2 separate regions of the Mus musculus genome follow, and region 2 is linked to region 1. A link is a contact called in ENCODE Hi-C or POLR2A ChIA-PET data. All regions are on one chromosome and are shown on one strand. The core of a region is the stretch at or near the end of the contact, and the rest is flanking DNA. Distances in the headings are between cores, read along the strand shown.

Region 1 (4,657 bases), core at 1,193-3,692:
ACCTCAAATTCCTGTCTCCACCTCCCAAGTACTAGAATTACAGCTGTGTGTCACCATATCCAACTACACAGTCTAATCCTTGACTTTAATTAAACAAAAAATGGGGGTAGGAGAATCTTTCCTTTCTTTGAGTTCTTTTTCCTTAAGAAGAAAACAAAAAAACCTAGGGCTAGTTAAGAGCACCGACTGCTCTTCCAAAGGTCCTGGGTTCAATTCCCAGCAACTACATGGTGGCTTACAAACCATCTGTAATGGAATCTGATGCCCTCTTTTGGTGTGTCTGAAGACAGCTACAGTGTACTTAAATATATCAAATAAATAAATGTTATAAAAAAAACCTAAGGTTGTGGTGACGAAGGCTTTTAATCCTCCAGCACTGGGGAGGCAGAGGTAGACAGATCTGAGTTTGAGGCTAGCCCGTTCTATAGAGCAAACTTCCAGGACACCTGGAACTACACAGAGAAATCCTGTCTTATAGAAATAAAAGGAAAAAGAAAAGACTCAAAGAATGAAAATTAGGTTTGTAAGTTTCAATAGGTGGTTTTTCTAGCAAAAGAATGGAGTTAAGTTCTGAGATGCTAGTAGTTCTATTTGTCCTTCATTTTCATTTATGTCTAATGATATACAATTCCAAGCCCCCAAAAAAATCTTGTCTTAAAGAAATATCCACTGGATATTTATCATATAAATTTAATGTTGGGCAAATAAAGCATATAGCCGGAAATTCCCTTCCAGATTAGCTCACAACATAACACAGACTCTACATAGGGTTTCATTGGTTTGTTTCGTTCTGTGGTAATGGGGTTTGAGGCCACATTTTGGGCTTACAATAATTCTGAGCTGGCTGTGCTGGCACACACCTTTAACCCAGCACTTGGATCTCTGAGTTCAAGGCCATCCTGGTCTGCAGAGTCCTAGGACAGCCAGCCAGGCGTACAGAGAGAAGGACCGGTCTCAAAAAAGACAGGAAAAAAGTGTTTTAACTACTGAACTACCCCACCACTGTTTTAGAGCCAGGGTCTAGCCTTGCAACTGTGGGTCTCCTCCCTCAGCCTTCTGAAGAGCTGGAAATACAGGTGTAAGACACGAAGCTGGGCTTTATTAATGGCAGACATCTGAGGAACACGTTCTTCTCAAATTGTTTCTTTCATCTTCCAAACCCCAGAGCTCCTACTGGGACATTCCAAAAGCTATTGACCAGGGTTAGCACTACCTCACCTCCACAGGAGCCTCCCATTCACTGCAGACAGAAGTCCATGGTTTCTTGGAACCACGTGTTTTTCTTAAGAGCAGCGTGTATAGAATACATTATCAAAAGCTGGTGAAAACGGAGGCGTGGAGCTCTCGCTTACCACACGTGAGGCACAATTTAACAAAGAGGTTGCAGTATTTAACAAAACAAGGAGAAACAAAACAAGAATAGCTCTAAAGAGAAAGGAGTCACGTCTCAAGACGGATACATCGCTGGTTTCTAAAGAGCAAACAAGATTCACTCTGGTTACTCCTCAACCACTCCCGCACTCATTTCATTTCATTTCATTCTAAGGCTCTGGCTAAGCAAGGGCATCTCTCTGACCAAAAAGAAAGCATTGTACTCGAATCCTTTAGTTATCACAGGTACGGCTCACACCTAAATTTCAGTCATTTCTATTAAGCAACTTGCAATTATTGTATTTTAAACTGGGTCGGTAAACTTCTGAAAGGGGGGGGGGGGCCTTCCAAAGACACCAAAAAGGAAAAACAAAACAAAACACCTTCATTGTCCGGAAAATTGAATTTTTCCGAAAACCACTTAGCTTTAGATTACAAATCTCAGCTTTACTTCTAAGTAGCATTATCAATTTACAAGAGTAATTACTACACTATCTACTGAGTGTACGTTCCTGAACAGCAAAGAGAGAAAGACTAGCTCACGAGTTACCACGGTTACGGCGAAATGCCGTACAGAAGGCTGAAATTAACAAGTAACTACAGCACTCAACCCAGCAGGTGGAACAAAATCCGCACTCAACAAAATGCAGTCACATCCTGACAGCCTCGCAAACACAGCTAAGAGTGGGGCCAGCGTCCCATTGCCCGTCCGTCGCACACGCCCAGGAAAAAAAGCACAATGACCAGGTTTCCCCGCGTTCCAAGCGCCGTGCACCGTGCCACCACCCAGCTCTCAGTCACCGACCCCTTCCTGCCACCGCCCGGGCCATCCTCACCAGCCTCCCCGCCACCAGGCAGCCAAACATGGCAGCGCCCTCGGCGCCTCTGCTAGGCCAGCGGGCACCTCAGGCCGGACACCAGGAATTCCGCAGCCACTGTCCTAATTGAACTCAAGAACCTTCCAGAATTTGCAGGAAGGAACGTGACCCTCCACTACATAACAACACAGGAACGCATCTGGGCCGGCGACCTCTGACCCTTCCTTCCTAACTTGCACGCCTCTCCGGAACGAGTACTTCCGGGTCATTACACCCATTTCCTCCTTCTAAGGTAGTAAGGAGGAGCTGGTATCGCGCTAAGACTACAAATCCCATAGTGCAGTGCGCCAGCCTCCCAGAGGGCGAGCCGGGAGAATTTGAAAGTTACTACTGATAGTACATGATTTCCGTGCCTGTGTGAGTCAAAGTTTCTAAAGGTGGTGCTGGGAGAAGACCTTTCTGGCGGTTGTGTAACATTTTAGGAGTAACAATACGCCTTTGCCAGAATCGTTTCACCCAGCCTCTCCTTTCAAAAGCTTAATGGGATAAATATTATCTCCGTTTTATACGGAGGGCAATTGGTTCGGCATAACCTGCCCGGAAGCTTGAAAAATTGATTTTTGGAGCGTAAATTCAAGTTGCAACCAACTTACTGCATTCTTCCTGACAAACATTATATCAAAAATGTTAATATATTTTTATCTCATTTTTATGGCAGTGTCTTATTACCTAGCCCAGGTAGACCTCGAACTTGTGCACTCCTTTCTCAGCCTCCAATTGCTGGAATTATAGGCGTGGACCACTAAAGCTATAGAGGTCCAGAAGTCCTTTTCCCCACTAAATACTAGTTTTAACACGTAGTTGTGTTCTTGCTTATATTTCTTGTAGTGCTTCACTTGTGCTTCCTCCCCGCCCCAACTAATGTGCTGTACAACTGTAGGCAAGCTATATAACAGCTTCATCAGTCAATCATCTGCAAACTGAGACAAATAGACCTATTGGGTTGCTGGAAGGATTAAATGATGAATTAATTGATAACTGCCACTAAGAATAGGGTCTGGTGCTGCTTAGGGAGTTTTGTTGTAAAAATGCCTTTTAAAAAAAATAATAATCTAAGTTTTCTCACTTTGGGGAGTTGTTTTCCAAGACAGGGTTTCTCGATGTAGCCTGAGCTGTTCTGGAACTCACTCTAGACCAGACTGGCATCAAACTCAGATCTGCTTCCCTCTACCTGCTAAATGCTACAATTAAAAGTATCTGATACTAGCTGGGCGTGGTGGCGCACACCTTTAATCCCACACATGGGAGGCAGAGGCAGGCAGATTTCTGAGTTCGAGGCCAGCCTGGTCTACAAAGTGAGTTCCAGGACAGCCAAGGCTACACGGAGAAACCCTGTCTCAAAAAGCCAAAAAATAAAAAAGTGTGTGACACTGCTGCTCATCTTTTGGGATTGGTGTTTGTTTGTTTGTTTTTATTCATTTATTTGTCTCTCTGTTTGTTTGTTTTTTAAATAGACAAGGTTTTGCATAATTTAGACTAGCCTGGACCGTGCTGTGTAGTCGAGGATAATACTGGATTCCTGATCCTTCTCCTCCACCTCCCGAGGGCTGGCATTACACACACACACAGCCCCATAACTGACTGACTTGTCCTTTGAGTTCTGGATGCATTTCCAGAAAAGGCTCATTGGAAACACAAAACATTATCTAAAGGAAGTAGCACCAAGGATCGACCGCCACCGCCACCGCACTCATTCTCCCTTTTTCAGCTTTAATCCCTGTGCCTTTTGCATGAGGAAAGAACACAGTCTTTTCGAAGCTTGATCTATCTGAGCATGGACCACCAGCCATAACAGGTCTCTCTTCCCCAGTGCAAACAGTGCAAGTCTTCTTCTTTTTTTTTTTTTTTGGTTTTTCGAGACAGGGTTTCTCTGTGTAGCCCTGGCTGTCCTGGAACTCACTCTGTAGACCAGGCTGGCCTCGAAATCCGCCTGCCTCTGCCTCCTGAACTTAGACTAGAAAGGATGTACGTAGTAAGACCACTGGCCGTCAGATTGCTTCTGTTCACTTCAGGCATTTACCAGCTGCATGATACACTGGCTAACCTAACATTCTCTTGTCTCTTTTTCACCATTTTTTTTTTTTTGGTTTTTTTTTTTTTTTTTTTTTTTTTTCGAGACAGGGTTTCTCTGTGTAGCCCTGGCTGTCCTGGAGCTCACTTTGTAGATCAGGCTGGCCTCGAACTCAGAAATCCGCCTGCCTCTGCCTCCCAAGTGCTGGGATTAAAGGCGTGCGCCACCATGCCCGGCTTTCACCATTTTTAAAATGGAATATTATCAGGATTTACCTAATAGGGTCGCTTTGATGGTTCTTACCTGTGAAATACTAAATAGTGGGTAGACTCCCGCTCAGTGTCAGTGATTCACTTTGCAGGGTTTCCTGTATAACTTCCCACCTTGGGTTCTGTGC
Region 2 (4,657 bases), core at 593-3,092, 40 kb after region 1:
TATGTGCTTCATCTATACATCCACAGTATTCTGCAGGATATGGTGGTGCATAAATGTCTTCTAGGTACTGAGAGGGTTAAAGCACGGAAGGTAACAGGTGTGAGGGCAGCATGGGGAGAGTCTATGTTGAACAGGGAGATTCTAACTCAAACAAACAAACAAAAAATCCCTTTTTCTGAGAGGACCCCAAAGGGTTCAATAATGTGTCAAAAACACACATACCAAAACGTTAAGTCTTGTCCCTCTTTGAAGGGACCGAAGCAAAAGCTAACTCAATCATTCAACTATGGATAAATTTAGAAAGCATCAAAAAATGTACCTTAGGAGTTTGGAAAGATAAAATGAGCTTTCACTTAAATTTTTTCCCTGACAATTTCCTCATTATAAATTTGACATTTTCATTAAAGTCTAAGTAATCATTATACGAAAGGCCAAAGCCTCTACGCTACCCTATCAGAATATAAGTATCTAATTATTAGAACACGTGTCTAGTACTCTTTACAACGCTTGCATAGTATTTTTTTTTTTTTTTTTTTTTTTTTTTTTTTTTTACGGGGCGGCATTTCTCTAAGCACCGACTTCCCTTAATCTTCACACTTGGCTCAAGTACAGAATTTACCACGGTGGCCTGAAATCTTCCAATCCCTTTACATTAAGCAAAAACTTTCAAACTGTTCCCTCCTTTGCCTTAATCAAAGGTGGCTCCCCCTCTACGATCTTCTCGATTCTACTCCTTCCACAAAAAAGTCGACACGAAGGCACACCGCACTTCCATGGAAAGGGGCATACATAACCGCACGGTCACGTAAACCCAAGCCAGAGATCTATACTTTCCATCCTGAAGATCCCGTAGTGCTCTACAGTGACACAGCCCCTCGGATCCTTACGAGGACCCTTCGTACCAACTTTCCTGGGGAAAACTGAACCTCTTACCTCGAGCATGCCTTTTAAACCAGTAAGTACAATCTCAGATTCGCAATCAGCGTCAAGCCCCCAAAGGCACAAACTCCGTCTCCCACGCAGGGACGATCTGAGCGGACCTCGCAGACCCTTTGGGACCTTTAATCCGCTCCTCGACAACTTTCTGCTTGCTATCTGCCGCAGTCCCAGCTCGAAAGCCCCAGCCAAACCGGACTTCCCCGCACGCCTGCGTTCTCCTGAGCGCGGGTGACACCTTTCCCTCCCCCCACGGCCGCCCGCCCGCCGGCCCCGACCGCAGTTACCAAAGAACCTGAAACTTCTACTCCACAGTCCCGGGACAGGCGGGGCTGCACTCACATTTTCGTCTCCCGAGAGGTCCGGGTTGCTGTTCTCGTCGCTGCTCAACTTCTGCTTCTTGGCCGCGGGCATGTCTGTTCCCGCCGGCGCAGTCGACACTTCCCTCTCGGACATGTTCCTCCGCCTCCCTCCAGGTTCTTGCCGCCTCGGGCGGGGCCTCCGCCACACCGCCGTCAAGCACGCCCGGCCCGAGCCTGCCGCAAAGCTGCCGGCGCCGCCACCGCCGCCGCCCCCCCCACTGTCGCAAATCGCGCCCAGCCGCCGAGGCGGGCGTGCGTGCGACCCCGCCACACTGCTGAAAAAGGGGCGCGCACGCGCGCGCCCTCCCGCACGGCTTCCCGGCTGCTTCCCGTCCCTTGGTCCGGGCGGGCGGTTTTCCCGCCGCCCTCTCGACACTTTGCACCGAGGCGTCGGATCTGCTGGCTCAGAGGGCAGGGGTTTCCTACGTCCCCCTTCCCCACCAGCGCCTAGAGACGAGGCGGAACTCAAAGGGCTGCTCCCTCACCCCCTTCCTGGCCAAGACGTTTCATCCGCAATTGGCTCAATCCTTCGATCTCCGACCCGCTGCAAACGAACGAAAGTCTGTGGCCTGGATCGGCCCACCACTGCTCCCGAGGGAGGGGGGAGGAAAGAGAAGTCACCTCTTGTTTTAGGGGGTCTGTGTCTACGGTCCCTGATGCGGAGCTCGGGAGAACAACTTCGAGTTAGTGTTTACGGAACTTCTCACAGCCTAGATTCTTTTTTTGAAGGGAGAGATTCAAAATCTATAGGCTGTTCCCTGCTCGCCTCCCCCATCGGGCACATGGACGGGTCCCACCTGCAGGTGCGCATGCGCTGAGGCGTATTCTCGCGCTGGGTTACGGAGACGACAGGCCGCCTCCTGGCCCCTCCTCCCCTCGGTTCTGTCTGCTGAACCAGGTAGTCTTTCCACCGGTTTCTGAAGCTTCGGGGAGGATTTCAAAACGGTACCAAATCAGTGCCTACGGACACGCCTCCGTTCTGGGCAGATATTTTATCTAATAAATACTTATTACAATGATTGGTTATATTCAACCGGTTGGTGCCACTATTGGCTTAAGTAAGCCTGTATTTTAAATTACATATTTAGACTTAAGTAAAAATACCTTGTGATGCATGATACATTCTAGTAATCCAACATCGGAAGGGCAACAACGGAAGTACTGCCTGCTCGCCTCAATCTTTAGATCATCCTGGTCGACATAGCAAGTTCCGAGCCAATCAAGGCTATTTACTAAAAACCTGTTTGAAAAAAAATTTTTTTAATTGTATGGATCGGACAGAGTATGGGGGCATGCCTTTTATTCCAGCACTAGGGTGTCAGAGGCAGGTCGATTGCAGTGTGTTAGAGCTACACACTGGTTTGGTCTACACGAGGAGTTCCAGGACAGCCTGGGCTTCGTTATAGACCCTCTTTCCAAAAATAAATAAATAAAAATTACATGGTTCTGAATTGTCATAATTCATAGTCTTAAGTGTTCGTTTTAGCTGTTGAAAGCTGAGGCTCTAGGAAACTGACAAGACCTATAAGTCACTGTGAGCAACTGCATGAGTTTGTGAGACTTAGGTAAAAGGCAATTTTTTAATATAGGGAAAGGTAACTAAATTTGCCCGTATCATTAAAAACTCTTTAATTTTTCATTTTTAGATTAAAAAAAATGTGTGTATGAGTGTGTGTATGTCTGTGCCCCACATGTCTGTACTGGTACACAAAGTCAGAGGATGTTGGATCCCTGGGACTGGAGTCACTAACGTTTGCGAGCCAGCCTGTAGCCAGTCTGTAGCCAGCCTGTAGCCAGCCTGTAGCCAGCCTTAACCACTGAGCCAGCTCACTTGTCCCCTCAGGTACAATCTTGACAGACAAATAATAAATTTGTGAGCCTTGTGGATTTGGTGGGTGTATTGTTAAGCCATGGGAATGTCTGAATGAAGAACTTCCTCTCCTCAATTATAGGACAGAATTGTTTCTATATTGTCATTTGTCATTTGTGAAATGAAGAGGTAGAAATTATAGGACAGAATTGTTTCTATATTGTCATTTGTCATTTGTGAAATGAAGAGGTAGAAACAGACAAGACATTTGCTGGGCACCCACTTAATAATAAAAAGTATTTTCCTTTCGCCCTCCAGTGTCTTAGTCTTTCAGAGGAAGTTTATGTAAGCTAAATGAGACAATTTAGGTGAAAAAGTTTAAATGTTTATCTTTTCTGGAAAAGTTGCTGGGAGATAAAACTTTGAAATTTGAAACAAAGGTTTACTTTGCTTTACAATTATTAATTTTATGATTAAGATTTTAAATCAACTTTTTATTGATTCTTTGTGAATTTTACACCATGCACTCCAGTCCCATTCATCTTTGTATCTGCCCTCCACCCTTGCAACCTCCTCCCCAAAAGAAAATAAGATAGAATAAAAAAAAAAACCCAAAACACCTCTCATCGTGGAAGCTGTAGTGTGTCACAGGGTGTCACACAGTATACCCTTGTCCACACATCTTGCAGGTGTCCGTTGCAATGAGAAGTCTTCTGGCTTCTGCTACACTATCAATACTGGATGCTCCTCTCTGATATCCTGTTGTTGCCTTGGAGATCCTCAGCTTTGGATCTGTAGGACCAGCCCTTTCATGCATTCCAGCCAATCATAGTTGGGCTAGACATTGGGGTGGGCCAATTCAAAGTCCTGGATCTGGGCCTGGGAGGTAGCTGAGTTGATCAGCCCACCAGCTCACCTGTGCCCACATCACCAGGGTGAACTCTATGAATAAGATTTTATCAGAAATCTCCTCCTATGCAGTAAGAAAAAAAGAAGAAGAAGAAGAAGAAGAAGAAGAAGAAGAAGAAGAAGAAGAAGAAGAAGGAAAACACATTTTTGTCCACGGTGACTTTGAGATGGAAGGTGTTCCTTTCAACTGTATCAAAACCAGCACAATCCCTGTTTGAAGATGCTAGGACTAAAAGGGCCCAGAAAGTTGAGTCCAGAGGTCACATTCACTGAAGGTCCGTTACACAATTTATCTAATTTAATCTTTCATTTTTTATACTATCATTTCACTTATAGATAAGAAAGCTGAAGCTAAGACATCAAGCTGCTTTAGCGTGTGGAATGGCAAGGCCTGAATCCACACAGCTTAATTCTGGGGCCTGCCCCTTTCTCAGTACCATATGGCTCCCCACTAAGCTACCAATATGTTCATCTTCTCTTCTCATCCACTCCTCCCTGGCTGGAGATCTTACCCAGAGTCTCTTACACACACCAGGCAGGTGCTGCATCACAGAGCCATATGCCCATCATGGCTGGCTGTCTTTCGGCTTCTCTGTCTTTCTGGTAATAAGCATGTATTAGATAAGAGAAAAAGTTGTCT

The links. A loop is a pair of places that touch in the nucleus more often than their neighbours do. ChIA-PET counts read pairs that join two places held with the same protein, here RNA polymerase II (POLR2A).
Region 2: a map of heart shows a loop between it and region 1 (5-fold over the local background). The contact joins the promoter of Eed here to the promoter of Hikeshi in region 1. A Hi-C loop is called at or near these places in 7 of 37 maps with a recorded cell type or tissue (adrenal gland, gastrocnemius and heart). POLR2A ChIA-PET finds 5 or more read pairs at or near these places in 3 of 5 experiments (Patski and embryonic stem cell).

The regions. Positions count from the first base shown.
Region 1 is chr7:89,938,762-89,943,418 of GRCm38, forward strand. Hikeshi (heat shock protein nuclear import factor) reads right to left here and starts at 2,443. Exons shown (of 5, transcript NM_026304.3): 1 at 2,208-2,443. The coding sequence starts at 2,237.
Region 2 is chr7:89,979,134-89,983,790 of GRCm38, forward strand. Eed (embryonic ectoderm development) reads right to left here and starts at 1,843. Exons shown (of 12, transcript NM_021876.3): 1 at 1,279-1,843. The coding sequence starts at 1,392. RefSeq lists a promoter at 1,679-3,441, an enhancer at 2,102-2,138 and cis regulatory regions at 2,110-2,117, 2,313-2,320.